Regions from separate parts of the Homo sapiens genome. Here region 2 is linked to region 1. Evidence: read pairs that join two places in POLR2A ChIA-PET (ENCODE). Cell type or tissue: K562. All regions are shown on one strand. Each heading gives the region's core, and the rest is flanking DNA. Links, peaks and the distances in the headings are about the cores only. Region 1 overlaps SLC25A45 (solute carrier family 25 member 45). Region 2 holds the start of ENEMAL (enhancer lncRNA neighbor of NEAT1 and MALAT1).

The links. ChIA-PET counts read pairs that join two places held together with the same protein. Peaks named below come from ENCODE experiments on the same cell type or tissue, not always from the same donor. Only the 100,000 strongest peaks of a DNase experiment are listed, where the experiment ranks them.
Region 2: POLR2A ChIA-PET joins it to region 1 with 12 read pairs; 19 of 35 experiments call an interaction of 5 or more read pairs at or near these places.

What each region holds. Positions count from the first base shown.
Region 1 is chr11:65,365,897-65,379,643 of GRCh38, reverse strand. It overlaps SLC25A45 (solute carrier family 25 member 45), which reads left to right. Exons shown (of 7, transcript NM_182556.4): 5 at 83-268; 6 at 2,568-2,826; 7 at 2,969-4,452. The coding sequence ends at 3,237. It also overlaps a transcript of FRMD8 not described here. Among named protein-coding and RNA genes, the nearest start is that of SLC25A45, 9.9 kb to the left of the region's middle. RefSeq lists an enhancer at 2,519-3,019. In K562, for the core only: no CTCF peak of the experiment used is centred there; a DNase peak (open chromatin) is centred at 8,233.
Region 2 is chr11:65,471,242-65,486,963 of GRCh38, reverse strand. It overlaps ENEMAL (enhancer lncRNA neighbor of NEAT1 and MALAT1), which reads left to right and starts at 9,477. Exons shown (of 1, transcript NR_186313.1): 1 at 9,477-10,187. LINC02736 (long intergenic non-protein coding RNA 2736) reads left to right here. Exons shown (of 3, transcript NR_187301.1): 3 at 1-56. RefSeq lists enhancers at 4,876-5,470, 9,164-9,253, 9,089-9,684, 14,725-14,804, 15,125-15,670, cis regulatory regions at 7,167-7,390, 14,456-15,015 and silencers at 9,424-9,553, 15,345-15,424. In K562, for the core only: a CTCF peak has its summit at 8,186; DNase peaks (open chromatin) are centred at 8,063, 9,383 and 10,500; H3K4me3 peaks cover 2,500 bases.

The DNA.
Region 1 (13,747 bases), core at 7,011-9,510:
CAGAGGCTGCCTTGCCAGGGGTGGAGAGGACAAAGGGGAGGCCCCACGGTGCCTACTCCGCTGCCACTGTGTCTCTCTGCAGCTCCTGGGCTTCTTCAAGGGAATGAGCTTCCCCATTGCCAGCATAGCTGTGGTCAACTCTGTCCTGTTTGGGGTCTATAGCAACACCCTGCTGGTGCTCACGGCCACCTCCCACCAGGAGCGGCGGGCCCAGCCGCCCAGCTACATGCACATCTTCCTAGCGGGCTGCACCGGGGGGTTCCTGCAGGTGAGGGGGCAGTGAGTGGGCACACACAGGTGTCATAGGGATGGTCATCTCGATCTGTCCTCTCCCACCCTGCCCTGGCGACCCACAGCTGTGGAGGCATAGGCCTCTTGGAGGGGAACAAGAGGCCTGTGCTATGGCCTTCCAGGCTGCAGGCCTCTGGGGGAGGGCTGTGGGGAACAGAGGGGGCAAAAGGCAGAGACAGCTGGTGGGCAGTGCCAAGAGGGTGCTGGGAGAAGCAGCCTGGGCCACTCGCTCCAGCTGACGGGGCTTGCCCCCCTCCAGAGGGGTCTGCCAGCCTCAGAGCTGTGGGGAGCCCACTCCCCAAGGAGACCTTTGACCCTGGAGAACCACCAGCACCCCGCAGAGCTGTGAGCCCAGCCCCTCTGGCCGGGTCCTGATGAGGTCCTGACACTCCCCTGGCCCTGCCTGGCTCTACACTTTGCCTGCAGTGCTTGGGTGCCCATGACCTGGGAGCCTCACCTGAGGCCCAGCCCAGCAGGGCATTAACCATTCAGGCACTGCCGTCATCTGGGCTTTGGGCTTTAGAGGGGTGGATGGAGGGAAGAGGGACCAGCTGCCGCCAGTGGGAACCGGTGCTGAATGGGTCCTGTGAGCATAAGCAGGGAGAGGGTGCGCCCGGCACCCACTGACACCCCAGCCGCAAGCCAGGGTCGCCCTCTCCTGGGCAGCTGCCCCCAGTTCCTTGTCACACTTCATGGGGCAGAGAGCAAGGACAAAGGACAAAGTCAGGCTGCTCCTTCAAATGAATTAATGATTAATGAGACCCCCGGAGGCCCCGGCTTTTCTTCTGCCCCTTCTTGTGCGAGGTGCCACCTATAGGTTTCCTGAGCCCCGCGAGCCACATCCCACAAACACAAGGAAGAGAACCGAAGCCCTAAGCTAAGTGGCCAGGCCCGGCTTCTAAGTCACCCTGCCCCCCCAGCTCTTTGGAAAGCAGAAGTGGGGACTGTGAGGGCCGCTGATGGAGCCTGGGTTTACAGTGAAACCTGTGGCTTTAGTTTAACAGAGTCTTAAAGGAAAAATGTGTTTTAGTGTGGAGTGGGAAGAAGAGGCAGGGACTGACAGCCTCTGACGGGCACAGACGTTGCCCTGGTCTTCGCCGAAGCTGACCTTCTGAAATGGCATCTGACACTCCACCACCCCTGTGGGGGTGTCTGTCACCTGGTGTCAGCCTAGCCCTGTCCTCAGCCCCCAGGAGCTCAGGGCTCAGAACACCTCCTGAAGCCCTGAGCTCAGCCCTGCCAGCACGCTCTAGAGGGTGGCACAAGGCCCCATCTCCCAAGGGATGGTACCTAACCTACGACCCTTACTCCTGGGACCAAAGTAAACAAGCGAAGACTTGGCCTGCCACACCCTAAGTACCACCACCCACCACCAGAGGCGACCGCCAGCCCCCGTCGCCATCAGCCATCTCCAGGGCTGAGGAACTGAGCCCATGTACCTGTCACAAAACAAACAAGCAAAAAACAGATAAATCCCTCAGAGACAGGCTAGCCTTGACATGGACCCCGATTCTCACCTGGACTCCAAAAGCTATCTTGACCTACTGGCATCTCTGACCCAAATCTTAATTGCCCCCATCGCCCTCTACATCCCCCCAGCACTGACCCTCACCAGGACTCCAGCCCCAATTCCATCCCAAATCTGTGTAGCATCTGCTTCTGCCGATTCTAAGAGCCCTAGCACCTGCCAAGTCCCCCCATTACCCACCTTCCCACACTCAGAAGCCTCTTTGGTGGGATGCTAATGGGAAGGAGTCTTGCCTCTCTGGAGGCAGGAGGGGCTGGCCTTGTGCCCCTCCGGGCCTCTGAGAGGTGGGCGCAGGAGAACAGCACTCACGAGGGGACCTCCTTCACCCTGGGAAAGGGTGGTTTCTTTGCTATTTCACAGTCACAGGCTGAATCCTTCACTTGGCCCTGCCCACCGTACAGGTATGCTCACTGCCGGCTTTAGGGAGGCCAGAAACCAACCTGCTCCTGCAAAAAGAATCCAGGCTTGTTCTGAGTGCCTGCTGTAGGCCAGGCAAGTTGGTCACTGTTGCATGAGGGGCAGTGCCTCTCACTCTTGGGCCTGATGCCAAGGGAGGTGGCCTGTCCCGGTCGCATGCAGACATCCTGGCCATCCCAGCCACACATGCACGTGAGAGGCTGGGTGCCGGCAGGGTTCCTGAGGGACTGGAAGATGTGGCCCCCTGCCTGCCTCCTTCCTCTTGTGAATATAAGGGGCCAGTTCCCAGCCCAAAGCCCCACCCGGGGCCCTCATGTTTCATCACCAACAGGCCTACTGTCTGGCTCCTTTTGACCTCATCAAAGTCCGGCTACAAAACCAGACAGAGCCAAGGGCCCAGCCAGGGAGCCCCCCACCCCGGTACCAGGGGCCCGTGCACTGTGCAGCCTCCATCTTCCGGGAGGAGGGGCCCCGGGGGCTGTTCCGAGGAGCCTGGGCCCTGACGCTGAGGGACACCCCCACGGTGGGGATCTACTTCATCACCTATGAAGGGCTCTGTCGCCAGTACACACCAGAAGGCCAGAATCCCAGTAAGTAAAGTGGCGTGAGAGGATGGGGGACAGAGGTGTGGGTAGCAGGCAGGGTCCAGCGGGGACTGGGGAAGGAAACTAGGGTCTGGGGAGGATGCTCTGTTCTGGGTCTGACCCCTGCTCTGGGCTCTCTCTGCCCCAGGCTCAGCCACGGTGCTGGTGGCAGGGGGCTTTGCAGGCATTGCTTCCTGGGTGGCAGCCACGCCCTTAGACATGATCAAGTCCCGGATGCAGATGGATGGACTGAGACGCAGAGTGTACCAGGGGATGCTGGACTGCATGGTGAGCAGCATCCGGCAGGAAGGACTGGGAGTCTTCTTCCGGGGGGTCACCATCAACAGTGCCCGCGCCTTTCCCGTCAATGCTGTCACCTTCCTCAGCTACGAATATCTCCTCCGCTGGTGGGGATGAGCCCTGCGGCAATGCCAGCAGCTCCCCATCAGGCCCACGGCCTGGAGGCCAGTTTGAGATTGGAGGCCAGGTTGAAAGCTTGCAAATCAGTGCAAGAGGCTCAGCCCTTCCTAACCAAGGTGCCTCCCACCCGCGCAGATCTGGGCTGGGCAGACACCTGTGGGAGCCGGAAGCCAGGGGGCCTGTGCAGCCTCCCTGTGTAGCTGGCCTTGACTCCTTTGCCTCCCACATCTGTGAAACAGGGAGCATGAGGCACAAGTGAGCTGGCAAGTGGTGCTGGTGACATCCCAGCTCCTGTCCTGTGCCTTCACCTCTTTTTTTTTTTTTTTTTTTTTTTGAGATGGAGTCTTTCTCTGTCACCCAGGCTGGAATGCAGTGGCGTGATCTCGGCTCACTGCAACCTCCGCCTTTCCACCTTCCGGGTTCAAGCAACTCTCCTGCCTCAGCCTCCCAAGTAGCTGGGACTATAGGCGCCCGCCACCACACCCAGCTAAATTTTTGTATTTTTAGTAGAGACAGGGTTTCACCATGTCAGCCAGGATGGTCTTGATCTCCTGACTTTGTGATCCGCCCGCGTCGGCCTCTCAAAGTGCTGGGATTACAGGCGTGAGCCACCGCGCCCGGCTGCCTTCACCTCTTAAGGAGCTCTGAGACTCCACTTCTGAGAGTCCCTGCGGCCTCCCACCTCCCTGCCTTTCAAAGCTCTCTCCCCCATGACCCAGGATAACCCTATGTCTCCTCCCCCAGAATCCTTCAGTGGCTCTCATCACCTTCAGGAAAAGCCCAAACTCCTTCCACCCTCCAGGTTCCTCCCTCCCCACGAGGCTTTGTTCTCCTGGGGTTGCTTCCTGGACCCTGAACAAGTTGTGCTCTCATTGGCCGGGCCTGGCCAGCAGTGCACAGTGCCTGGCAGGTTGACTCTACCATCCCCGGGGCTGGCCCCGCTCTCCTCCGAGACCCAGGCTGAGCCCAGTCCCCTCACCCTTCCTTGACTTACCTCCCCACCTGAGGCTGACTTTGGGGTTCCCAGACACCCTACCCACACACATGCCTTGATCATAGCACTTGCCTGCGCTTCTTCAGAGTCATTAATTTGCTTCTCGGCTTCCCCACTGGACTGTGAGCTGCCTGAGGTCAGGGATTGCGCTTTGGATGGTTTCCAGCCTGAGCCTGGTGCTTGAACAGACGTGTGCAATAAATGCTCGTTAAATGATGCGACTGCACTCCTGACCTGTCTCTTCACGCCAGCTGCCACACCTGCTTCCCTGGTCTTGCCACACAGCTTTCTGTTGAACCTCCCAGCCCCCATTTTCCTGCTCTGACCCTTCTCGAGGTCACCTGCAGTGGAGGATGCTGGGAGCTGGGGGTCTGTCTGCTTTGCCCACTCCCAGCCAATGGTGCTTGTTTTCTTTTTCTTTTTCTCTATTTTTTCTTTTATTAGATACAGAGTCTCACTCTGTTGCCCAGGCTGGAGTGCAGTGGTGCCATTATAGCTCACTGTGGCCTTGAACTCCTGGACTCAAGTGATCTTCCCACCCTAGTCTTCTGAGTAGCTGGGACTACAGGTGTGTGCCACCGCACCTGGCTAATTTTTAATTTTTTTGTAGAGAGGAGGTCTCACTATGTTGCCCAGGCCGTCTTGAACTCCTGAGCACAGATAGCCCTCCCACCTTGGCCTCCCAAAGAGCTGGAGTTACAGGTGTGAGCCACTGTTGTTTTCTTTACCCATCTCACTTGCTCAGTGGGAATTAAAAACTGGCTGAGAGGGTTCTTTTAACTGACAACAAAATTGAGCATCAAGGGCCATTTGTACCCACTAATGTCCCTATCTGGTCTGAGATCAACGTGAGTCCACCTCATGGTGACCTGAATTCCTGCCATTTACTGGGGGCTCCCTGTAGAAACAATCACAGTGTTATGATCACAGTTGATAGAGAGGCAGCCTCGGCTCAGAGACATTATGTAACTTGTCCTAGGTCACACCGCGGGTAAATCATACAATTTGCTTAGATGCCTCTGAGCTTCCAGCCGCAGTGTCCAGTTACTTAGCTACCCTGCTCCACCTGGGCACATGGCTACCCTGCTCCACCTGGGCACATGGGGGTCTTCTGCGAGTCACCTAAGTTCAACTCCCCCCACACCACCCTGGGCTAGACCTGCCGGGACCATACTACGTCACGTGCTCATCAGAGCTCTCCTTCACCAGATCATGTGCTGCAGATGGCTGGAGGCCATCTGCAACTAGTTTTTGTATTTTTAGTAGAGATAGGGTTTCACCATGTTGGCCAGGCTGGCCTCGAACTCCTGGTCTTATGTGATCCACCCGCCTTGGCCTCCCAAAGCGTTGGGATTACAGGCGTGAGGCACCTGGCTCTGTCCTTGTTGCAACAGTTTAGGCCCTTGTTGCAACAGTTTAGCAAGCTTCATCCTGACTCAGTGGGTAAGGTACTGTGAGTTTCTAAGTCAGTGGTAATCCAAGTGTGGTCCATGGAGCAAAGCTTATTAGAAATGCAGCATCTGGCCAGACACAGTGGTTCACACCTGTAATTACAGCACTTTAGGAGGCCGAGGCAGGAGGACCACTTGAGGCTAGGAGTTCAAGACCAGCCTGGGCAACATAGTGAGACCTTGTATCTACCAAAAATTTAAACATTAGCCAGGTGTGGTGGCACTGTGCCTGTAGACAGAGCTGCTTGGGAGACTGAGGTGGGAGGACTGTTTGAACCTGGGAGGTTGAGGCTGCAGTGAGTTTTGATTGCGCCACTGTACTCCAGCGTGGGTGATGGAGCAAGACTCTGTCTCAAATAATAATAATGATAATAATTTTTAAAAAGATATGCAGCATCTCAGGCCCCACCCCAGACCTACCAAATCAGAATCTCTGAGGATGGGGCGCAGGAATCTGTGTTGTGAAAAGCTCTCCCAGGGATTTCTACACATGCTAAAGTTTAAGAATCGGTGTTCTGGGGGCTCCTGATCGTGGGAATGTGCTGCCCTTTCGGGCTGAGAAAGGTGTATGGTGGAAGAGACTCGAACTCCTAGTTTCTAGCAGTCTCTGCTCCTCCTATGGAAAACACAAGGTCCACCTGAGGCCGGTTCCCAGGTGCCTTGAGGCAGGCACTGCCCTTCCTGTGCCTCAGTTTCCTCTGTGATCCCTTTTTTTTTCTTTTGAGATGGTGTGTTGCTCTGTCACCCAGGCTGGGGTGCGGTGGCACGATCTCGGCTCACTGCAACTTCTGCTTCCTGGGTTCAAGTGATCCTCCTGCCTGGGACTACAGGTGCATGCCACCATGCCCGGCTAATTTTTTTGTACTTTTAGTAGAGACGGGGTTTTGCCATGTTGGCCAGCCTGGTCTGGAACTCCTGACCTCAAGTGATCCGCCCGCCTCAGCCTCCCAAAGTGCTGAGATTAACAGGCGTGAGCCACCACCCCCAGCTTTCCTCTGTGATCCCTTCTGATCGGACCATCTCTGAGCCCATCCAGCACCACCGCAGCGCCAGGGATTCCAGGCTGGACATTGCAGCGATGGTACAGCAGGTGTCAGAACACCACTGGGCAGCCCGTGGCTGGAAGGAAGCAAACAGGACGCATGAGGAGGAGGAGGTGGGCTCCTATAAACAGTGCAGGAAGTAGGCAGGAGGACAGGTCAGAGTGGTCCTCTGTTGTTTGCTATTTCTCATCAAATTACCAGTTAGCGGGAATTCCCATTTGGGTGCCCCTCTGTCTGAGAGAGAGCTGTTCTCCTTTTCCCTTTGCCTATTAAACCTCTGCTCCTAAACTCAAAACAACAACAACAAAACAGCAAGGGAGTAAAATGAAAAAAATCTATTTTTTTTGGCTTTAGTTAAATGGGCTCCCATTCTCCCTCTCTGGTTCTATCTAGAGGAGTCTCCTAAAGAGCCTGGAGTGCCCGTCCTCTAAACTCCACCTTTACAGCCAGAGAGAGTGGCCAGACTCAGGTGGGACCAGGGAGTTCCAGGCCCAAGTTCCTTCCACCAATCCATGGCAAAGGCTACCCACTGGGCTGGGAGAGCAGTCCTGGAGTGAGTTTAGGGTTTAGTATGGTGTGATTAGTGAGCAAATAACTCACTCCTGCACAGTGGCCCCAGGAGGAGATGCCACTATTGGAGGGGAGGGCAGAAAGACAAAGATGGGGCAGGAAGGGGCCAGAGAGATTCTAAAAATCTAGATGTTGGCTAGGCATGGTGGCTCTCATCTGTAATCCTAGCACTTTGGGATGCCAAGGTGGGCAGATCACCTGAAGTCAGGAGTTCGAGACCAGCCTGGCCAATATGGTGAAACCCCATCTCTACTAAAAACACAAAAATTAGCCAGGCGTGGTGGCACATGCCTGTAATCCCAACTACTAAGGAGGCTGAGGCAGGAGAATCTCTTGAACCCAGGTGGTGGAGGTTGAAGTGAGCTGAGATTGCCCCACTGCACTCCAGACTAGGTGACAGAGAGAGACTCTATCTCAAAAAACACAAAATTTAGCCGGGCTTCGTGGCTCATGCCTGTAATCTCAGCACTTTGGGAGGCCAAGGTGGGCAGATCACGAGGTCAGGAGATCGAGACCATCCTGGCTAACACAGTGAAACGCCGTCTCTACTAAAAATACAAAAAATTAGCCGGGCATGGTGGCACGCACCTGTAGTCACAGTTACTTGGGAGGCTGAGGCAGGAGAATCACCCGAACCAGAGAGGCGGAGGTTGCAGTGAGCCAAAATCGCGCCATTGCACTCCAGGCTGGATGACAGAGCGAGACTTCGTCTCAAAAAAAAGAAAACAAAACTAGATGTTTTTAATCAGCAGGGTCTCATAAGGCATGCGAAATTGCTTAAGGATTTAACAGATGGTATCTCAGGTTGCTGTTATTTTTGAGAACTCTTTTCGACAGAAGAAATCCCTAAGAACCAGGAGATAGTCTGTGAACCTGCTTTGAGGTTACAAAGGAGGTGGTGTCTGTCAGTCACTTGCAAAGAGCTGATAACTTGAGCAAACATGTTAAATAAAGTCCCATTGGACTCCTGTTGTCCAGCGTCATACTTCTTTTTTTAGCAATGACCACAGCTGAAGAAATTCCAGGAGACTAACTTATGTGTATAGTGACACTCCCTGTGGCTTTCCCCACCACACTCCAGCCTGGGGAAAGCTACATGCGCAGGGAAAGGGGGAAATGACACAACCACGAGATGACTCTGGCTTAAATAACTTTGACCAGACTCAGGAAACAGCTGAGCCAAGGGGGTCCATGCTGTGAATGTGACTTAACTGGTGTCTCCAGCCTGCTCAGGCTCCTGAGTGCCAGGCCCACACTGCTGTCTCTGGTCACACATCCTTAGATGTCCCAAAGGCACCTCAAGTTCCCCAGCCCGCCCTGCTGCCCTCAGCTCCCAGCCCAGGCCGATGCCTCAGAGGAGCTCTCCCTCTTCACCCCCGCCATGCCAAAAGAGTCTCTAACTCCTCTTAACCCTTTGAAAGATTTCTACTCCTTCCCAATTTTTTAGAGATGGGGGTCTCACTATGCTGCCCAGGCTGGTCTCGAATTCCTGGGCTCAAGTGATCCTCCTGTCTCAGCCTCCCAAAGTGCTGGGGTTACAGGCATGAGCTACTGCATCTGGCCTCGACTCCCTCTTTACCAATCCTAACAGCACAGCCCTGGTCCTGTCTCAGATCTGAACATGTACTTTAACTTTTTTTTTTTTTGAGACAGAGTCTTGCTCTATCGCCCAGGCTGGAGTGCAGTGGCAAGATCTCGGGTCACTGCGATGTCTGCTTCCCGGGTTTAAGCAATTCTCTGCCTCAGCCTCCCGAGTAGCTGGGATTACAGGCACCCGCCATCACACCCGGCTAATTTTTTGTATTTTTAGTAGAGATGGGGTTTCACCATCTTGGCCAGGCTAGTCTTGAACTCCTGATCTCATGATCTGCCTGCCTCGGCCTCCCAAAGTGCTGGGATTACAGGCGTGAGCCACCGCGCCTGGCCCAGGTACTTTAACTTTTGGCAGTACAATTCTCCCCAAGTCTCCCTGCTCCTCAGTGGCTTCCCAGTCCTCTGCAGAACCAGGGCAAGCTCCCTCCCGCAGCCTGCAAGGCTTGCAGGCGTGCACCTTCTCTTGGTTCCGTAAGCACATCAGGCTCCCTCCCACCACAAGACGTTTGCACATGCCCTTCTTTTTTGTTTTTTGAGACAGTCTCGCTCTGTTGCCCAGGCTGTAGTGCAGTGGCAGGATCAAAGCCCACTGCAGCCCCAACCTCTCAGGCTCAAGTATCCTCCCACCTTAGCCTCCCAAGTAGCTGGGATTACAAGTGTGTGCCACCTTGCCCAGCTAATTTTTATTTATATTTTATTTATTTATTTATTTATTTTTTTGGAGACAGAGTTTTACTCTCGTTGCCCAGGCTGGAATGCAATGGTGTGATCTTGGCTCACCGCAACTTCCACCTCCTGGGTTCAAGTGATTCTCCTGTCTCACCTCCCGAGTAGCTGGGATTACAGATATGTGCCACCATACCCGGCTCATTTTGTATTTTTAGTAGAGACGGGATTTCTCCATGTTGGTCAGGCTGGTCTCAAACTCCTGACCTCAGGTGATCCGCCCGCCTCGGCCTCCCAAAGTGCTGGGATTACAGGCATGAGCCACTATGCCCAGCCTAATTTTATTTATTTATTTATTTATTTTTGAGAGTTTTGCTCGTCGCCCAGGCTGGAGTGCAGTGGCTTGATCTCGGCTCATGTAACCCACCTCCCTGGTTCAAGCAATTCTCCTGTCTCAGCCTCCTCAATAGCTGGGATTACAGGTGCCCACCACCAAGCCTGGCTAATTTTTTGTATTTTTAGTAGAGACAGGGTTTCACCATGTTGGCCAGGATGGTCTGAAACTCCTGACCTCAGGTGATCCACCTGCCTCGGCCTCCCAAAGTGCTGGAATTACAGGCATGAGCCACTGCATCCAGCCTAATTTTTAATTTTTTTTTTTTTTTGTAAAAATGGGGTCTCATTATGTTGCCCAGGCTGTTTTTGAACTCCTGGGCTTAAGTGATCGTCTTGCCTCGGCCTCCCACAGTGCTGAGATTACAGGCATGAGACACTGTGCCCAGCCGCACATGCCCTCTGCCTGCCTGTGTGCCTCCCACCCAGCCTTCAGCTCTCAGTTCAGCCACACTTCCTTATGGAAACCTTGATCACATTCCTTTGACTTATGCCTGTTGTTTGGAATCACCTGGGGAGTTTGTGAAAATACAAATTGCTGGGTCCCACCCTCGAGTTTCTGGTTCAGTAGGCTTGGGGCGGGTCCAAGATTTGCCTTCCATTATGTTAGAGATAGGGTCTTACTATGTTGCCCAGATGCTGCTGCTGCTGCTGCTGAGAGCAACGCCTTGAGAACCACTGGCCCATGTTCTCACACTGTCCCCCTTCATCATTCTATAATGACACACTCTCATTCGTGTAACCCTTAGGTTATATCTGTCTCTCCTCTAAACTATGAGGTCTGGGAAGCAGAGACCCCTGTGTTAGCTCTTGTCAAAACTCTAGCTGGTAGACCGGGCGTGGTGGCTCACGCCTGTAATCCCAGCACTTTGGGAGGCCAAGGCAGGCAGATCACAAGGTCAGGAGATCAAGACCATCCTGGCTAACATGGTGAAACCCTGTCTCTACTAAAAATACAAAAAATTAGCCGGGCATGGTGGCGGGCACCTGTAGTCCCAGCTACTCGGGAGGCTGAGGCAGGAGAATGGCGTGAACCCGGGAGGCAGAGCTTGCAGTGAGCCGAGATTGCGCCACTGCACTCCAGCCTGGGCGACAGAGCAAGACTCCGTCTCAAAAAAACAAAACAAAACAAAACAAAACAAAACTCTAGCTGGCATACAGAGGTGCTCAGTAAATAGTTGTTGGCTGGGTGCAATGGCTCACACCTGTGATCCCAGCACTTTGGGAGGCCAGGATGGGAGGATCACTTGAGCCTAGGGGTTTGAGACCAGCCTGGAAAACATAGCGAGACCCCCGTCTCTGCAAAAATACAAAAAAATGGCCAAGCGCAGTGGCTCATGCTGTAATCCCAGCACTTTGGGAGGCCGAGGTGGGCGGATCACCTGAGGTCAGGAGTTTGAGACCAGCCCGGCCAACAGAGTGAAACCCCGTCTCTACTAAAAATATAAAAATTAGCCAGGTACGGTGGTGCATGCCTGTAGTCTCAGTCACTTGGGAGGCTGAGGCAGGAGAATCGCTTGAACCTGGGAACTGGAGGTTGCAGTGAGTCAGGATAATGCCACTGCACTCCAGCCTGGGTGACGGAGTGAGACTCCGTCTCAAAAAAAAAAACAAAAAAAAAAAACACCAAAAAAAATCCCAAAAACTTACCTGGGTATGGTGGCATGCAGCTGTGGCCTCAGCTCCTCAGGAGGCTGAGATGGGAGGATCGCTTGTGCCTGGGAGGTTGAGGCTGCAGTGAGCCATGAAGACGTATTGCACTCCAGCCTGGGCAACAGAGCAAGACACTGTCTCAAAAATAAGTAAATAAATAAATAGTTGTTGAACAAATGAGTGAATGAATAAATAAAAGGAAGCAAGCTGGTCTTCCCCACTTACCCTGTGGCAGGCTGGTGCTCCAGAATTTATGTAGTCCCCGCCTACTGGAAAGCAATTAGATTCTCTATCAGTGATAATAAACATAATTTTTAACTTTGGGAAGCTGAGGTGGAATAAGAATTAAAAGAAATTTAAAAATGTGTAAGCAGGCCGGGCGCCGTGGCTCATGCCTGTAATCCCAGCACTTTGGGAGGCTGAGGTGGGCAGATCACCTGAGGTCAGGAGTTAGAGAACATCCTGGCTAACACGGTGAAACCCCATCTCTACTAAAAATACAAAAAATTAGCTGGGTGTGGTGGTGGCGGGCGCCTGTAGTCCCAGCTACTCGGGAGGCTGAGGCAGGAGAATGGCGTGAACCCGGGAGGCAGAGCTTGCAGTGAGCCGAGATCGTGCCACCGCACTCCAGCCTGGGCCACAGAGCAAGACTCCACCTCAAAAAAAAAAAAAAAAAAATTGACTGCCTGTCTTTCTGTGGCTAGTGAGCCTTATCTCTCCCTTTCCCAGGCATTGTGAACTCTGTTTCTCTAGCTGTGCAGCTGCAAGGTCACTAAACAGATAATCTCAAGTCATAAAACATGCTGTTCCTTGAAAAGTTAGAAATAATGTAATGCATGTCTTAAATAACTGTCTTTGTTTCTCGTTTCTGTAATATGCTTCCCCCTGCACAAATCTCCCCCCATCCCACTAAATGCTTAAAAGGTAACCGGACTCCTTGTTCGGGGCTCAGTCCTTTGGATGTTAATCCGACTGGGTCGGTGCACCTAAATAATTAAATAAATCCTCTTCAACCCCTGGGTCTCTCTGATTCCTTAATTATCCCGCTGCAGAGGCAGGAAGATTGCTTAAGGCCAGGAGTTTGAGACTGCAGTGAGCCATGGTCTTGCCACTGCTCTCCAGCCTGGGCGACAGAAGGAGACCCTGTCTCAATAAACAAACAAACAAACATAGTTTTAAAACCATTGCTAACTTTGCAAAAAGTAAGGGAATTTCCCAAGGATCCCTTCAAAACAAGAAAGGGTGTAAATCAGGGTGTTGGAACTGGGGCAGCCCCTGGGCCAAATGCTGATAACTCCATGACCTTGGAGATTAAGGAACCACGGGGAACAAATTAGACCTTGAGTCCACATATGGTGGGGCAGCTGAAACCAAGGCTCATAGTAGATTCCTATGGATCCTGGAAGGGGCTACCCATGCAGTGAAAGGTAGACCAGAAAACCTCCACCCACCAGTAAAGGGAATTGATAAACAAACCCTGCCCCTTTCCTTTGTGGTGGAAAAAACTTAGGAATACTTGGACCCATGAATTCAGAACGACCTGCCTGCTCCCTGTACTCCCTTCAGGTCTGGGATGTCGGCCTCTAGGAAACGAATGTATCATGCTAGTAGTGTCCCCTTGTGTCTTGTGGGAGTAACTACACATTTTTCTTTTTCTTTTCTTTTTTTTTCCAAGAAGGAGTCTTGCTCTGTCACCCAGGCTGGAGTGCAATGGTGCGATCTTGGCTCACTGCAAACTCTGCCTCCCAGGTTCAAGCAATTCTCCTGCCTCAGCCTCCCGAGTGGCTGGGATTACAGGCGCCCGCCACCATGCCTGGCTAATTTTTGTATTTTTTAGTAAAGACAGGGTTTCACCATGTTGCTCAGGCTGGTCTTGAACTCCTGACCTCAGGTAATCCACCTGCCTCAGCCTCCCAAAGTGCTGGGATTGCAGGCATGAGCCACCGCGCCCGGCAACTACACATTTTTCAAACAGGACGCATTCTAAATCAGGATCTTCGGGTTTTCCAGAGATTAAGTCCAACTAATAAAAAATTCCCTCACACAACTCAATAGCAAAAACCAAATCACTCAATTTAAAAATGGGTGGCCAGGTGGCTCACGCCTGTAATCCCAGCACTTTGGGAGGCCGAGGTAGGCAGATC
Region 2 (15,722 bases), core at 8,060-10,559, 110 kb before region 1:
CAGCCTGCTTTCCGTAATAAATCTGTGGAACTTACCATCCATATAGGAGGTGAAAATGCAGCTATGCTGCACTGAGTCCTTTCTACATGGCAGGCACTGCGGCACATGCATTCACTGAATTTTCACGGAAGATAACTGTCATGATTACAGCACCTACCCATTTTACAGATGAGGAAATGGAGGCCCAGAGAAGTTAAGTAAACTTGCTCAAGGTTGCACAGCCAGTAAATAGCAATGTCAAGACTTAAAGCCTGGTGGTCCAGCAGCTAGTCCACACAGCTGTCTTTCTAGGTACTGACTAGAATGACGAAAACAACATGGGTCAGTTCATAGCAGGTAAAACGTTGAGTGGAGCAAACCCTGGACGAGGCACCAGCAGCCCTGGGTTCTACCCTAGGCTGTGCCATTTAAGTGGCACCCTGTTACCTCCAGCAAGTCACTCTTCCTCTCTTTGTCTCAGTTCTCTCATCTGTAAAAATAAGAAGTTAACCGGCTGGGCATGGTAGCTCACGCCTGTAATCCCAACACTTTGGGAGGCCGAGGTGGGCAGATCATCTGAGGTCAGGAGTTCGAGACCAGCCTGGCCAACATGGCGAAACCCTGTCTCTACTCAAAACACAAAAATTAGCTGGGTTTGGTGACATACGCCTGTAATCCCAGCTACTTGGGAGGCTGAGGCAGGAGAATCGCTTGAACCCGGGAGGCAGAGGTTGCAGTGAGCCAAGATCGTGCCATTGCACTCCAGCCTGGGCGACAGAGTGAGACTCCATCTCAAAAACAACAAAACAAAACAAAAAATAAAAATAAATAAATAAGAGGTTAACCCAGATCTCTGAGGGCCTTTCTGCACTAAACACTCTTAGTCTTTGAGAGAAAGCAGCCCAGAGAAGACAGGTGCCAGCTTGTCCGAGTCACAGAGTGAACAAGCACAGCCTCACTGGCTACCCACTAGCTTTGATCTCAACCTTTGAAACAAACAAGGTTTGGGAAGGGTTGTTTGAACCTAGGGCCCGTGAACCAGAAACAGTCCCTGGGAGCGTCGGCTGTGACTTTTCCAGAAAACTAACTACATCCCATTTTAAGAGGGTCCTTTATTCAGAGATTAAGCCTGTGAAAGGAAAATAAATCTTGGAATCCCAAAATCACTAAGCCAAGGGAAAAGTCAAGCTGGGAACTATGTCAGGCAAACCTGCTTCCAATTTTATCCCTAAATAAGATAGCTACAAAGATTTATTAAAAAAAAAGCTACATGCCTCCCTCACAATTTGCCCACAAGGAAATTCCTTGTGGACAAAGGACAGACAGAACTCAAAATCATCCCTCCGAGGCTCACGTGAGACTAATGCATATCGGATTGCTTCCCCTGACCTCTGATTTCACTAAACCAGACTAAAGCAAAAGTGACTACTCCTCTGCCCTCCTCTCAAATGTAAATTGCGTATTAGGTGAAAGGCTAATCAGAAACTCAAAAGAAAAGAGTGCAACTCTTTGTCTCTTATCTACCTCCCGAGGCTGTGTCATGGGTGTGTCCTTAACCTTGGCAAAATAAACTTTCTCTTTTTTTTTGTTTTTTGAGACGGAGTCTTGCACTGTCGCCCGGGCTAGAGTGCAGTGGCACGATCCCGCCTCACTGCAACCTCCACCTCACAGGTTCAAGCAATTCTCCTGCCTCAGTCTCCCAAGTAGCTGGGATTACAGGCGCCCGCCATCATGCCCAGCTAATTTTTTGTATTTTTAGTAGAGACAGGGTTTCACTATGTTGGGCAGGCTGGTCTCAAACTCCTGACCTCAAGATCCACCCTCCTCAGCCTCTCAAAGTGCTGGGATTACAGGTGTTAGCCACCGTGCCCGGCTGGCAAAATAAACCTTCTAAATTGGTTGAGACCTGTCTCAGATATTTTGGGTTCACAAGCCCTTCTTGTATCTTTGATGTTATAAAGACTTTTTTCTTATGAAACGGTGGTGACAGTGCAGGGTAATTTTGTTATAATTTTGTATTTGGGAAAAGTTGGCTCACCGTTTGTCAGTATTTCCAATACTTAAAGATGTTTTGTTATGGAAAATTTCAAACATAAAAAAGTAAAGGCCAGGCGTGGTGGCTCACATCTGTAATCCCAGCACTTTGGGAGGATGAGGCAGTCGAATCACGAGGTCAGAAGTTCGAGCTAACCTGGTCAACATGGTGAAACCCCATCTCTACTAAAAATGCAAAAATCAGCCAGGCCTAGTGGTGCATGCCTGTAATCCCAGCTACTTGGGAGGCTGAGGCAGGAGACTCACTTGAACCCAGGAGTCGGAGTTTGCAGTGAGCCAAGATCACGCCACTGCACTCCAGCCTGGGTGACAGAGCAAGATTCCGTCTCAAAAAAATTCTCAAAAAATAAAATAAAAAGTAAAAAGAATAGTTTAGGGCCAGGCGCGGTGGCTCACGCCTGTAATCCCAGAACTTTGGGAGGCTGAGGCGGGTGGATCACCTGAGGTCGGGAGTTCGAGACCAGCCTGACCAACATGGAGAAACCCCATCTCTACTAAAAATACTAAATTAGCCTGGCATGGTGGCGCATGCTTGCAATCCCAGCTACTCAGGAGGCTGAGGTAGGAGAATCGCTTGAACCCGGGAGGCGGAGGTTGTGGTGAGCCGAGATAGTGCCACTGCACTCCAGCCTGGGCAACAAGAGCAAAACTCTGTCTCAAAAAGAGAGAGAGAAAAAAAGAATAGTTTAATGAATCCCCATGTTATTCATACCCAGCTCCAACAGTTACTAACTCCTGCCACTTCCCTTCCATCTAAACTCCCAATCCCTTGAAGGGGATCAGAATATCTCAGCCCCACCAAATGCTACTTTGGTATAAGGATAATTCTGAACTGAGGCATTTGAGATCGGACAGATGCAGAGAGAGCCTTTCTGGAACTTTCCTTATCTGACTACAAGCAAAAACTCCTAGAAATGAGGACTGCCATAAATATCCTCTTCCAGGAAGGTTTATGGTCATGAAGACAGAAAGTCAGGCCAGGCACTGTGGCTCACGCCTGTAGTCCCAGCACTTTGGGAGGCCGAGGCGCGCGGATCACGAGGCCAGGAGATCAAGACCGTCTTGGCTAACACAGTGAAACCCCGTTTCTACTACACACACACACACACACACACACACACACACACACACACACACACAATTAGCCGGGTGTGGTGGCGGGTGCCTGTAGTCCCAGCTACTCGGGAGGCTGAGGCAGGAGAATGGTGTGAACCCAGGAGGCGGAGCTTGCAGTGAGCCGAGATCATGCCACTGCACTCCAGCCTGGGCGAGAGAGCAAGACTCCGTCTCAAAAAAAAAAAAAAAAAAAAAAAAAAAAAGGACAGTCGGCACTGAGATGAAACTGCACAAACAAATCTTACTAAATTCAGAGTGATCTTCCACTAGTTTTCCCCATATATTTACCATCCCACGGTTTTGTAGCCCCCAGAAGCTTAAAACCGTTTTCCCTTTGCCTTGTCACATCTTCACGATGTACTGCTATCTTGAAAATGATATGTAAGCTCTCAGGCCAGGCAGTAAGAGGGTGGAAGAAAGTGTTTCTTCTTTCTTTGTAACCCCCATTACCTGGAGTATTTTGAAACAAACCATAACTATTTTTATTTTCTTTTTTTTCTTTTTTTGAGAAGGAGTCTCGCTCTGTCCTCCAGGCTGGAGTGCAGTGGCATGATCTCGGCTCACTGCAAGCTCCGCCTCCCGTGTTCACGCCATTCTCCTGTCCCAGCCTCACGAGTAGCTGGGACTACAGGCGCCCGCCATCACGCCCGGCTAATTATTTTTTCTTTTTTTTTTTTTTTTAGTAGAGACTGGGGTTTCAACGTGTTAGCCAGGATGGTCTCGATCTCCTGACCTCGTGATCCACCCGCCTTGGCCTCCCAAAGTGCCGGGATTACAGGCGTCAGCCACTGCGGCCGGCCTATTTTTATTATTTTTTCAATTTGCAAAACAATTTTTATATAATCAAAATCCTATTAGCATTTTCACACCTAAAAAAATTAACCGGGGAGCCTCTCTGAACCTATTCTGGTTCAAGGACTGCCTGAAAACAAAACAAAACAAACAGAAAACTTTTTTTTAGTATTAATCTTCAAATACACAGTTTGCCTCAATATTTTTTGAGAGTTGGTTTGTTCAATCAGGACCTAAGTGGAATCTGCACATTTCCTTGGATTTCCATGTCTCTTAAGATTCTAGCATACTCTATAGGTTTCCTCTCCCCACCTTTTTTCCCCCTGAAATTTATTTGCTGAAGAATCTGGGTGGTTTGCCTTTGGAATTTTCCACATTCTGGATTTTGCCCATCATATCCCTGTGGTGTGGTATGACATAGTCTTCTGTTCCCTCTGCATTTCCTATAAACAAGTGATTAGATCTAGAGGCTTGATCCAACCTGGGTTCCCCTTTCTTTTTTTTTTTTGAGACAGGGTCTTGGTCTGTCACTCAGGCTGGAGGGTAGTAGCACAATCATGGCTCACTGCAGCCTCAGCCTTCCAGGGTGAAGTGATCCTCCCACTTACCACAGCCTCTCAAATAGTTGGGACTACAGGCGCACGCCACCACCAAGCCTGGCAATTTTTTTTTGTATTTTGTGTAGAAATGGGGTTTTACAATGTTGCCCAGGCTGCTTTTTCTTTTTCTTTTTCTTTTTTTTTTTTTTTGAGATGGAGTTTCGCTCTTGTTGCCCAGGCTGGGGTGCCATGGTGCAATCTCAGCTCACCACAACCTCCACCTCCTGGGTTCAAGCAATTCTCCTGCCTCAGCCTCCCAAGTAGCTGGGATTACAGGCATGCACCACCACACCCAGCTAAGTTTTGTATTTTTAGTAGAGACAGGTTTTCTCCATGTTCGTCAGGCTGGTCTGGAACTCCTGACCTCAGGTGATCCACCTGCCTCAGCCTCCCAAAGTGCTGGGATTACAGGCTTTTTTTTTTTTTAAAAAAGAATATTTTATAGATGATGTTGAAGTCATTCGATTAAAAAAAATGTAAACCAGAAAGCCGGGAGCCACACTTCTCTGATGGGAATTCAGTACATCCATTCCTCTTTGGTTTTAGCCATCGCCCCTGGGTCTGGCCAGAGCCCCCACAAAGCTCTTCTGTAGCCTTGCAGAGCTGCCCTTGCTGAGTCATTCCTTGGCATCCCACTCTCTGCTGATGCTGCTGATTTGGATGCTCAGTGAACAATGCCCTTAGTTAGGAAAGCTGCAGTCTGTTCTCATCAGCCACCACATCCCTATATGGAGACCTGTATGAGAAATTCCTTAGATATTAACTGCCAGCAAAAAATTTCCTTTCTCTGAGGAACTGGGATGCTTTTTCCCTAGAGGCAAGAAGAATCATGCAACTACCTTTGTTCCTCTTCCTTTCTCTTTGGCTCACAGAAGCTCAAAGCAATAACTGAGGCACAACTCTGGCAGTCGTACAGGACTCTGGCCTTTTTCCTTGGTCTTATCTTTTAGGTATGCATGAATTTTCTCTGCTTGATTCTTATTTTATTTCATATTTATTTATTTATTTATTTTTGAGACGGAATCTTGCTCTGTCGCCCAGGCTGGAGTGCGGTGGCGCAATCTCAGCTCACTGCAAGCTCCGCCTCCCGGGTTCATGCTATTCTCCTGCCTCAGCCTCCCAAGTAGCTGGGACTACAGGCACCGGCCACCACGCCCGGCTAATTTTTTGTATTTTTAATAGAGACGGGGTTTCACCGTGTTAGCCAGGATAGTCTCAATCTCCTGACCTTGTGATCCACCTGCCTCAGCCTCCCAAAGTGCTGGGATTACAGGTGTGAGCCACCACGCCCGGCTTATTTTTATTTTTATTATTATTATTTTTTGAGACAGAGTCTCACACTGTTGCCCAGGCTGGAGTGCAGTGGCACGATCTCGGCTCACTGCAACCTCCGCCTCCTGGGTTTAAGCGATTCTCCTGCCTCAGCCTCCCAAGTAGCTGGGATTACAGATGCACGCCACCTCGCCTGGCTAATTTTTGTATTTTTAGTAGAGATGGGATTTTGCCATGTTGGCCAGGCTGTTCTTGAACTCCTGACCTCAAGTCAGGATCCGCCCACTTCGGTCTCCCAAAGTGCTGGGATTACAGGTGTGAGCCACCGTGCCTGGCCATCTCTGCTTGATTTTTACCTCTCTCTCTCAATCTCATTGTATGTTGACAAGCTGACTCCAATTCTTTGTGTAAATGATTGATATAAAGAGTTAAAGGGAGGCTGGGTGTGGTGGCTCACTCCTGTAATCCCAGCACTTTGGGAGGCAGAGGCGAGCAGATCACCTGAGGTCAGGAGTTCGAGACCAGCCTGACAAACATGGAGAAATCCCGACTCTACTAAAAATACAAAATTAGCCGGGCATGGTGGTGCATGCCTGTAATCCCAACCACTCAGGAGGCTGAGGCAGGAGAATTGCTTGAACCCAGGAGGCAGAGGTTTCAGTGAGCCAAGATGGCGCCACTGTACTCCAGCCTGGGTGACAGATTGAGACTCCACCTCAAAACAAAAACCAAACAAACGAAAACCAAAAACAAACACGAAAAAGAAAAGAAAAATAAAAAAAATATTAGTAGCAGAGAAAGACCTAGTTTTCCTGACTTCTAGCTTCAATTCCTAACTTGATCTAGGACAGAACTTCATTCACTCAACAAACACCCTTTATGCAAGGTACAGCTAGTAAAAATAAGGCAGGAAAAAGGCAAGAATTCCACCTTCCTGGAGCTTACATTCTAGCAGAGGATTCGGGTAACAATCCTAGTGAATGAGCACTGTACATGTTCTGAGAAAATATAGGTGATGGAATAAAGGGAACAGAGGAGGGGACCAATTTTGACAAGGGTTGACAAGGAAAGTGACATTTGAGTGGAGAGTTAAAGGATGAGAATACACCAGCTTTGAGAAGAGGGGAAGATTTCAGATGGAGGGAAGAACAAGGGCGGGCAGAGGCGCCAGAGTGACAGAGTTGTCTCTCTGGGAGGTGAGCTCGCTCCCCCCACCTTCCACAGGGAGAGGGTTGTTCCTTCCCCCTGGCACATGTGGGAAATTTCCCAGTAATAGGTCCCCTGTCCTTTGCTTACAAGTTTGAAATACGCAGCCGTTCTCCCTGCCTCCAGACTTCAGCCACCACCACCTGCCTTGAAACAAATGCCCACATCTTTCCCAGGGGGTGCAGGCCCCCGGCCTTCCCACCCTTGAGCTGACGCCCAGTAAGGGATCTGGAGGCTGCAGGAGCCCTAGCTCCCTGCTCCAGGCCAAATAAGAGGCGCCACCTTCCTCTAGCTCATGGAAGTGGACATTTAGTCAGTGCTGATGTGGGGAATCCCTGAGGGGCCACTAGAGCACAAAAGTCAGTCTTAAGCCAGGGTGGCATAGCTAGGAGGGCTTCCAGGGAGAAGTGATTCACACCTCAAAAAAGCCTGAGAACATCAACCAAGAGGCTTGGGACTTTGTTTTATCACAGCTCGTTATGTAAACCAGTGGCCAGTCTCCAACACACAGTCTGTGCTCAGTAAACATCTGTTGAATGCACGAATGAGCCAGGCATAAGGGGGTGTTAACTTCAAAATGTTTTTAGTAGTAGTAGTGAGCTCCCTGTAAGTGAGAGAAGCCAGGGAGCTGTTAAATGGCTCCTCCTCTGGATTCTCGTCTTAGGGAAGGGTGAAGGCCTAGGACAGCCTAAATCTCTTCCATGCCAGGGCAGTGTGGGGGTAACCTACAGTCACCTGGAAAGGGAATCACATCCAAACAAAGCAATCCACATTCGCGGAGTGGGCTAAACTTAGAACCCCAGACCTCTCTGCCCCTCAGTGGCCGCTGGCCTAGTCCACCCGCGCCTGGCCGCACGACCCCCGGCCCTGAAAAGCCCTGGGCCTCGCCCCGTAACTCCCTCCTAGCTCTGGACGCTTGGGGCGGGCAGCGGGAGCTGACGCAGCTGCCAGCGCCCTTGGAAGACTCGGGCTCCGGGAGGCGAGGCGAGGCGCGACTGTGGGACGCAGTGCAAGCTGGGAGTCACCCCCTCGGCATGACCCCCTTCGCATCACCCCGGACGGAGCTCAGCCCGCCCCCGCAGCCAGAGCCCCTGCTGCTGCGGGGAGGGAAGGAGGAAAGGATGCGGCCCATTCTCCTTCCAGCTCTGGACCCACAGCAGCCCCTGAGGAGAGCAAAGGTCACCTGGTGGCCATCGAGCAGCCCAGGCAGAGGCAAAACTCTTTATCTGAGGAATTCAGAAGTAATGAGACTTCCCTATACCATTTGGTTCCTAGCTCCGGTCCAACAAAATTTCCAAGTAATTAGAATTTCTATACATCTCTGCAAATGCATGCCTGTCCAAACTCATTGTGCAACAACCCTTGCTGACTGGCATTAGGCACCAAAATGTCTACAAATGTAATCATTTATCATGACCTATGTGGCTAGTGTGGTCCAAGTTACCCTTAAGCTCCCTCTTTAAGGTCCATAAATGCCCCTAAGGAAAATCCCTAAGTCCTCTAGCTGAGGCGCCCCTCTGCACTCTTCTGTAGTGCTTTTTCTTTTTCTTTTAATTATTTTTATTTTTTTATTAATTATTATTATTATTTTTTTTGAGATGGAGTCTTGCCTCACTCTGTCTCCCAGGCTGGAGTGCAGTGGCCGGATCTCGGCTCACTGCAACCTCTGCCTCCTGGGTTCAAGCGATTCTCCTGCCTCAGCCTCCCAAGTAGCTGGGACTACAGGCAAGTGTCACCACTCCCAGCTAATTTTTGTATTTTTAGTAGAGACAGGGTTTCACCATGTTGGCCAGGCTGGTCTTGAACTACTGTCCCCAAGTGATCCACCCGCCTCGGTCTCCCAAAGTGCTGGGATTGCAGGCGTGAGCCACCGCGCCCTGCCTTGGTAGTGTTCTATATAATGAAACTTTCCTTTTCAAACCTACACTGCCCTCCGTAGTGCAAACCGAACAGCCAGTGCTGAGGCGCAGAGACGCCTCAGGCACCAGGTGGGAGCAGGCAGGAAAGGCACGTGTGCGAAAAGGGAGGAAAAGGGGACGGAGAGCTCACTGGCCAGGGGAACGGAGTCGGTGACAGAAAGGGCTGCTGGCCGTGTGGGGTGTGTGGGCTGTGTGGGGTGGGGTGTGTGGTGTGTGTGTTTTGCGTATTTTTAATAGAGACCGGGTCTGGCCAGGTTGCCCAGGCTGGTCTCAAACTCCCCTTCCCGTCCTGGAACCCCTTGGACTCCCCAGTTCGTAAGGCCAGTGCAGAGATCCTGGGGAGGGAGAAGCAGGGCCAGCTACCACCGCCCTTCCGCTCCAGACGGTCCCGCAGATTGGCCAATCCCGGCCGCCCAGCCAGATGCTTCCCGGTGACTCAGCGCCCGGCGTGTCACGTGACGGCGGGTGGGCACCCGCGCAGGGGCCGCTGGGAGTCCCGCGCTGCCTCCCCTGCCCCCGCGCCGGGGCCACGTCCCCCAGCCAGGTCCCTTCTTCCTGCCGTGTCCCCAGGGCAGGACCGCATCGGAGAGAGTCCGGGAGGAGGCCGCGCTCCTGGGGGCTGGAGACCCGGCGGCGGTGGCCACTGCGCGCTGTTCCAGCCTTGAGGGAGGGAACCGCGGGCCTGGGTCCGCCTTGGGATTTGGGAACCGGTTTCCTGCCGGGTTGACCTAACTTGAGCCTTCAGTAGTTCCGGGGCGGGTGTTGTGGTCTCCGTTCCAAAGTCGGGAAAACGGTATCTGGGCTGGCGAAGGGCCGCGAGGGTGGTGGGAGGACCCTGTGGCTGCGCCGAACAGACCGCGGGAACCCACACTGAGTGGGGTGGGACGGGCTGCCACCCCGGCTTTGTCAGCCCCATGCCCCCTTCTCGCCCTTCATCCTCTGCTCCCTCACTTAGGCTCCAATTCCTCCTGATTTTGTTCTGTTTTTCCCTTCGGGCATCCAAGGCAGCCACCTGCCCAGGCCTGGGCCTGTTCAAACACTGTCTCCGCTGTACTCCCTAGCTCCTTGAACCCCTACATTGTCTGCATTCAGGAAGTTTTGTGGCTTTTTAGGATTTTTTTTAAACACAGGGTCTGGCTCTGTTGCCCAGGCCGGAGTGCAGTAGTGTGATCATAGCTCACTGTAACCTCGAACTCCTGGGCTCCAGCCATAGGAAGCTTTTAATAAAACAACCTTTGCTCCGACCGCACCCTGGCCTTGCTGGATAAAGCCAGGCCTCTCTCTTGGGTTACAGCAGGCCCTTCAGGACTTGGCTGCCCCTCTCTGTTCCAGCTTCTCCTGATGTTCCTCGCTCACCCCAGAACTCCTTTCCCAAAACTGAGGGAACTCCAGCTTGTCCTTAAGATCTCAGCTCTGCCCAGTGGTCTCCTTAGACTGGGTGTGAGGGTCCCGCTGTGGACTCCCTGAGCTTAGGGAGAGGGCAGATTTGTTCCTGCTCTCTCAGGCCCAGTTTAGGCCTCAAGACAAGAGCCCAGGTTGTCTCCTCAGAGCTCAGAATGCTGCCACCACGTGTGGTCAGACCACTATTGGCCCAGCTCTAACCAGTAACTGGAGCAAGGCTTAGGATTGCTGAGAAAGATTGGGGGCAGCAGAGAAGCTTCTAAGAAAAGGTTAAATAACACACCTCTTTTTCTTGTTGTTGTTTTTGTTTTTTTGAGACGGAGTCTTGCTCTGTCGCCCAGGCTGGAGTGCAGAGGCGCGATCTCGGCTCACTGCAACCTCCGCCTCCTGGGTTCAAGCGATTCTCCTGCCGCAGCCTCCCAAGTAGCTGGGAGTACAGGCATGTGCCACCACGCCCAGCTAATTTTTGTATTTTTAGTAGAGATGGGATTTCACCATGTTGGCCAGGATCTCGATCTCCTGACCTCGTGATCCACCTGCCTTGGCCTCCCAAAGTGCTGGGATTACAGGCATGAGCCACCGCGCCCTGCGGATACTCCTCCATTAAGAAAAACATATTGGCCGGGCGCGTTGGCTCACGCCTGTAATCCCAGCACTTTGGGAGGCTGTGGCGGGTGGATCACGAGCTCAGGAGATCGAGACCATCCTGGCTAACATGGTGAAACCCGTCTCTACTAAAAATACAAAAAAAATAGCCGGGCGTGGGCCGGGCGCGGTGGCTCATGTCTGTAATCCCAGCACTTTGGGAGGCCGAGGCGGATGGATCACAAGGTAAGGAGATCGAGACCATCCTGGCTAACAGTGAAAGCCCGTCTCTACTAAAAATACAAAAAAATTAGCTGGGCATGGTGGCTGGCGCCTGTAGTCCCAGCTATTCGGGAGGCTGAGGCAGGAGAATGGTGTGAACCCGGGAGGCGGAGCTTGCAGTGAGCTGAGATCACGCCACTGCACTCCAGCCTGGGCAACAGAGCGAGACTCCATCTCAAAAAAAAAAAAAAAATTTGAAAAGGCAAAATGAAGACCAGTCCGAAAAGGTGGCCATAGGATGACCTTTGGGATTCTCTAGGCATGGCACCTCTCTGACTTATTCACCATTGATGAGGCTGGGCTCTGATGAGTAGATTGATAAGATATAGCTAGCTTCTGTCAGGTAGAAAAGATGACCCAAGATAATGGGCTTATTACCCTGCAGCGCAGCAGGTACTTTTGGATGTAACTCAGCAATCTTATTCCAGCATTGCTTTTTCAGTGCCTCTGAGTATTTCAGTCTCTCCAGTTCCCTTTGAACTAGTGTTTCCACCATTATAGTTTCTTAACACCTGAAGTAACCTTTGGTACATACATTAAAGACAGTCATGTTTATAACTTTGGAAATTATATCCTGTGACACATTTGGAGACTGTCTCACCAAGATGTCCAATTGGTTTTGGCTGCCAGAGCCAATTACACTTTGTTGCACGTGACATTTGCCTCATAGGTTCACCTGCCTCAGGCTTCCTGGCTCCATCCTGTGACTTATTATTTTTTTAATAATACCCAAGTACAGCTGGGTGTGGTTGCTCACACCTGCAATCCTAGCACTTTGGGAGGCTGAGGGGGGGTGGATCACCTGAGGTCAGGAGTTCAAGACCAGCCCGGCCAACACAGTGAAACCCTGTCTCCACTAAAAATACAAAAATTAGCCAGGTGTGGTGGTGGGCGCCTGTAATTCCAGCTACTTGGGAGGCTGAGGAAGGAGAATCGCTTGAACCCAGGAGGCAGAGATCTTGCAGTGAGCCGAGATCACACCACTGCACTCTCGCCTGAGTGACAGAGGCAGACTCCGTCTCAAAAACAAACAAACAAATAATACCCAAGTACATGGGTATTTTCTTTTAAAATTCAAACAGTAAAGTTAAAGTTGGTTGGACAATCACCTCCCATCCTAGGCCTGTTGTAAAGTTGACTACTGGCCAGTCACGGTGGCTCACACCTGTAATCCCAGCACTTTGGGAGGCCGAGGTGGGCAGATCACTTGAGGTCAGGAGTTTGAGACTAGCCTGGCCAACATGGCAAAACCCTGTCTCTACTAAAAATACAATAATTAGCCAGGTGTGGTGGCATGCACCTGTGGTCCCAGCTAATGGGGAGGCTGAGGTGGGAGGATTGCTTGAGCTCGGGAGGCAGAGGTTGCACTGAGCAGAGATGCCCCATTCCACTCCACCCCAGGTGACAGAACCAGACCCTGTCTCACAAAAACAAAAAACAAAACAAAAAAAATGGTAGTATATGGGACCACTGTCACATATGTGGTCCATCATTGATGGACATGTCATTATTCAGTACATGACTATGTATGTATATATACACATACAAACATTTATAATGTGCTTGTGAATGTGTATATATATTCATATCACACACATGTAGATATATCCTAATATATGTATAAATAGTATATACATAATTGAAATACATCATTTTAATGGTTCAAGAACAGCCTAGGCAGCATAGGAAGACTCCATCTTGCCAAGACATTTAAAAAAAATTGGCCGGGCGCGGTGGCTCACACCTGTAATCCCAGCACTTTGGGAGGCCGAGGCAGGCAGATTGCCTGAGGTCAGAAGTTCAAGACCAGCCTGGCCAACATGGTGAAACCCCATCTCTACTAAAAATACAAAAATTAGCCAGGCGTGGTGGCAGGCGCCTGTAATCCCAGCTACTCGGGAAGCTGAGGCAGGAGAATCACTTGAACCTGGGAGACGGAGGTTGCAATGAGTGGAGATCACGCCATTGCACTCCAGCCTGGGCGACAGAGTGAGACTCCATCTCAAAAAATAAAAATAAAAATTAGCTGGGCATGGTGACGTGGGCCTGTAGTCCTAGCTACTCAGGAGCATGAGGCAGGAGGATCCCTTGAACACAGGAGTTTCAGGTTACAGTGAGCTACGATTATGCCACTACCCCACCCCCCCAGCCTGGGCAACAGAATGAAACTTTCTTTAAAAATTAAAAATTAAAAAACTAAAAAGGGAGAACTATTTTGGGACATGAGTCCTACCTACCTCACTCTTTTTATTGTTTTGGTGTTTATTTTCTTTAAAAAAGAAAAAAACAACAACAAAAACAGGGTCTCGCTGTCTCTCCCAGGCTGGAATGCAGTGACACCATCCTGGCTCACTGAAGCCTCAACCTCCTGAGCTCAAGCAATCCTTCTGCCTCAGCCTCCCAAGTAACTGAGACCACAGGCACGAACCACCATGCCTGGCTAATTTTTAAATATTTTGTGTAGAGATGGGGTCTTGCTATGTGACTCAGGGGGACCTCACTCTTTTTGTTTTTTGGTTTTTTGGTTTTTGTTTTTTGAAACAGTCTTGCTTTGTCACCATGCTGGAGTGCAGTGATGCAATCTCGGCTCACTGCAACCTCCGCCTCCTGGGTTCAAGCAATTCCCCTGCCTCAGCCTCCTAAGTAGCTGGGACTACAGGTGTGCACCACCACACCCGGCTAATTTTTTGTATTTTAGAAGAGATGGGATTTCACCATGTTGGCCAGGATGGTCTCGAACTGCTGACCTTGTGATCCACCCGCCTCGGCCTCCCCAAGTGCTGGGATTACAGGTGTGAGCCACTGTGCCCAGCCACTTTGTAACTGCTAACATGGCAACACAAACTATAAAATACCTATGAATAAATTAAAGGAATGTGCAAGACTTTGTGTAGAAATTTATAATTTTTTTTTTTTTTGAGACAGAGTTTCGCTCTTGTTGCCTAAGCTGGAGTGCAATGGCATGATCTCAACTCACTCCAACCTCCGCCTCCCAGATTCAGGCGATTCTCCTGCTTCAGCCTCCCGAGTAGCTGGGATTACAGGCGCCTGCTACCATGCCCGGCTAATTTTTTGTATTTTTAGTAGAGATGGAGTTTCACTATGTTGGCCAGGTTGGTCTCAAACTCCTGACCTCAGGTGATCCGCCTGCCTCGGCCTCCCAAAGTGCTGGGATTACAGGCGTGAGCCACCGTGCCCAGCCAATTTGTTGTTTTTAAATAACCTTGTTTACAACTTTGTAATATTGATAAATTTTATAAACAATGAGATGTATGAGGCAAAAAGTGAAAGCACACACACACACACACACACACACACACACACACACACACGGACTCTGCCTGAAGCAACAGCACTGTGTATTTTTCCAGAGCTTTTCTCTATCTTTATCTTTATGAGCATATTTCTGGAACTTGCGTTTGGGGGTTGAAGTGCTTCCTCACAGGGAGTTAAGCACACCTATAAATAGCTGTGACGCATCACGGACTGTGAAAAACACTGCAGCTGAGTCACCCGGTGTGTCGGGAACCTGCGTCAGGGAGAGTCATGAGCATGGGGTGGCTTCAGAGATGGAGTGGGGCCTTAATTAGGCCCGGAAGGATGAGCTGGTGGATAAGTTGGACAGGACATTCCAGGCAGGCACTTGGTCTAGAGGTGGGCTGATCATTTCTAAATGGCAGAACCCTGACAAACGTGAGACTGAGAGTCCACAGAGGGGCACGTGGGGCTGAGCTGAGAGGCCCCCAGGGCCAGCATCCTGGCCCATGCCTTATGGAAGGCCAGACTAGAAGCCCTGGGCCAGCCCCAGGAAATAGGAAGTTTCCAGGCCGTGGACCTCCTGTGCCCCTCAGGGTGGGGGCCATGGAAGAGCTCCTCTTTGTTGCAGGGAGGGGAAGTCTGTACCCCAAAAAGGTCTTCCCATAATCCTGGAGCTGGGAGTGTGCTCGATGCACCAATGGCAAATGGTGTGCAGCAAACGCGCTCCGTTCCTGGCACTCTTACCACTGTCAAGAGAGGGACCCCAGAACTCAGGAGGCAGCCACCAGCAATCAGCAGGAGCTGGCAGGGGAGGCAGACGGGCCTCCGTCTCTCTCCCATTTCTTAAATTGGCAGATGAATGATCTGCAGGGAATGGTCTGTCCTGAGTCGCAAGTCCCAGACCTTGGGAGTCCTTCCAGGGGTGCACACTGCCCCCTAAGGAGCTGGTGCACGAGGTGCAAGCTGGGGCCCTGTGGGGAGGGCTCCAGAGTGAGGTAGGACCTTCATCCCTTCAGCCTCTCCAAATACAGACTGGCAACAGAGAGTTCCTGGCAATGGTAGGCAGAGGCCCTGAGACAGCCAGCCCTGGCTCCAGGTCCGGCAGTGAGGAGGTGAAAGCAGGTCTGGAATTAAGATTTCCTGCCCGTCAGTCAGGTCCGGTCTGCCATGGGGCTTTTTCTTTTCCCTTCAAGAACCCAAAGCCAGCCAGGTACGGTGGCTCATGCCTGTAATCCAGCACTTTGGGAGGCTGAGGTGG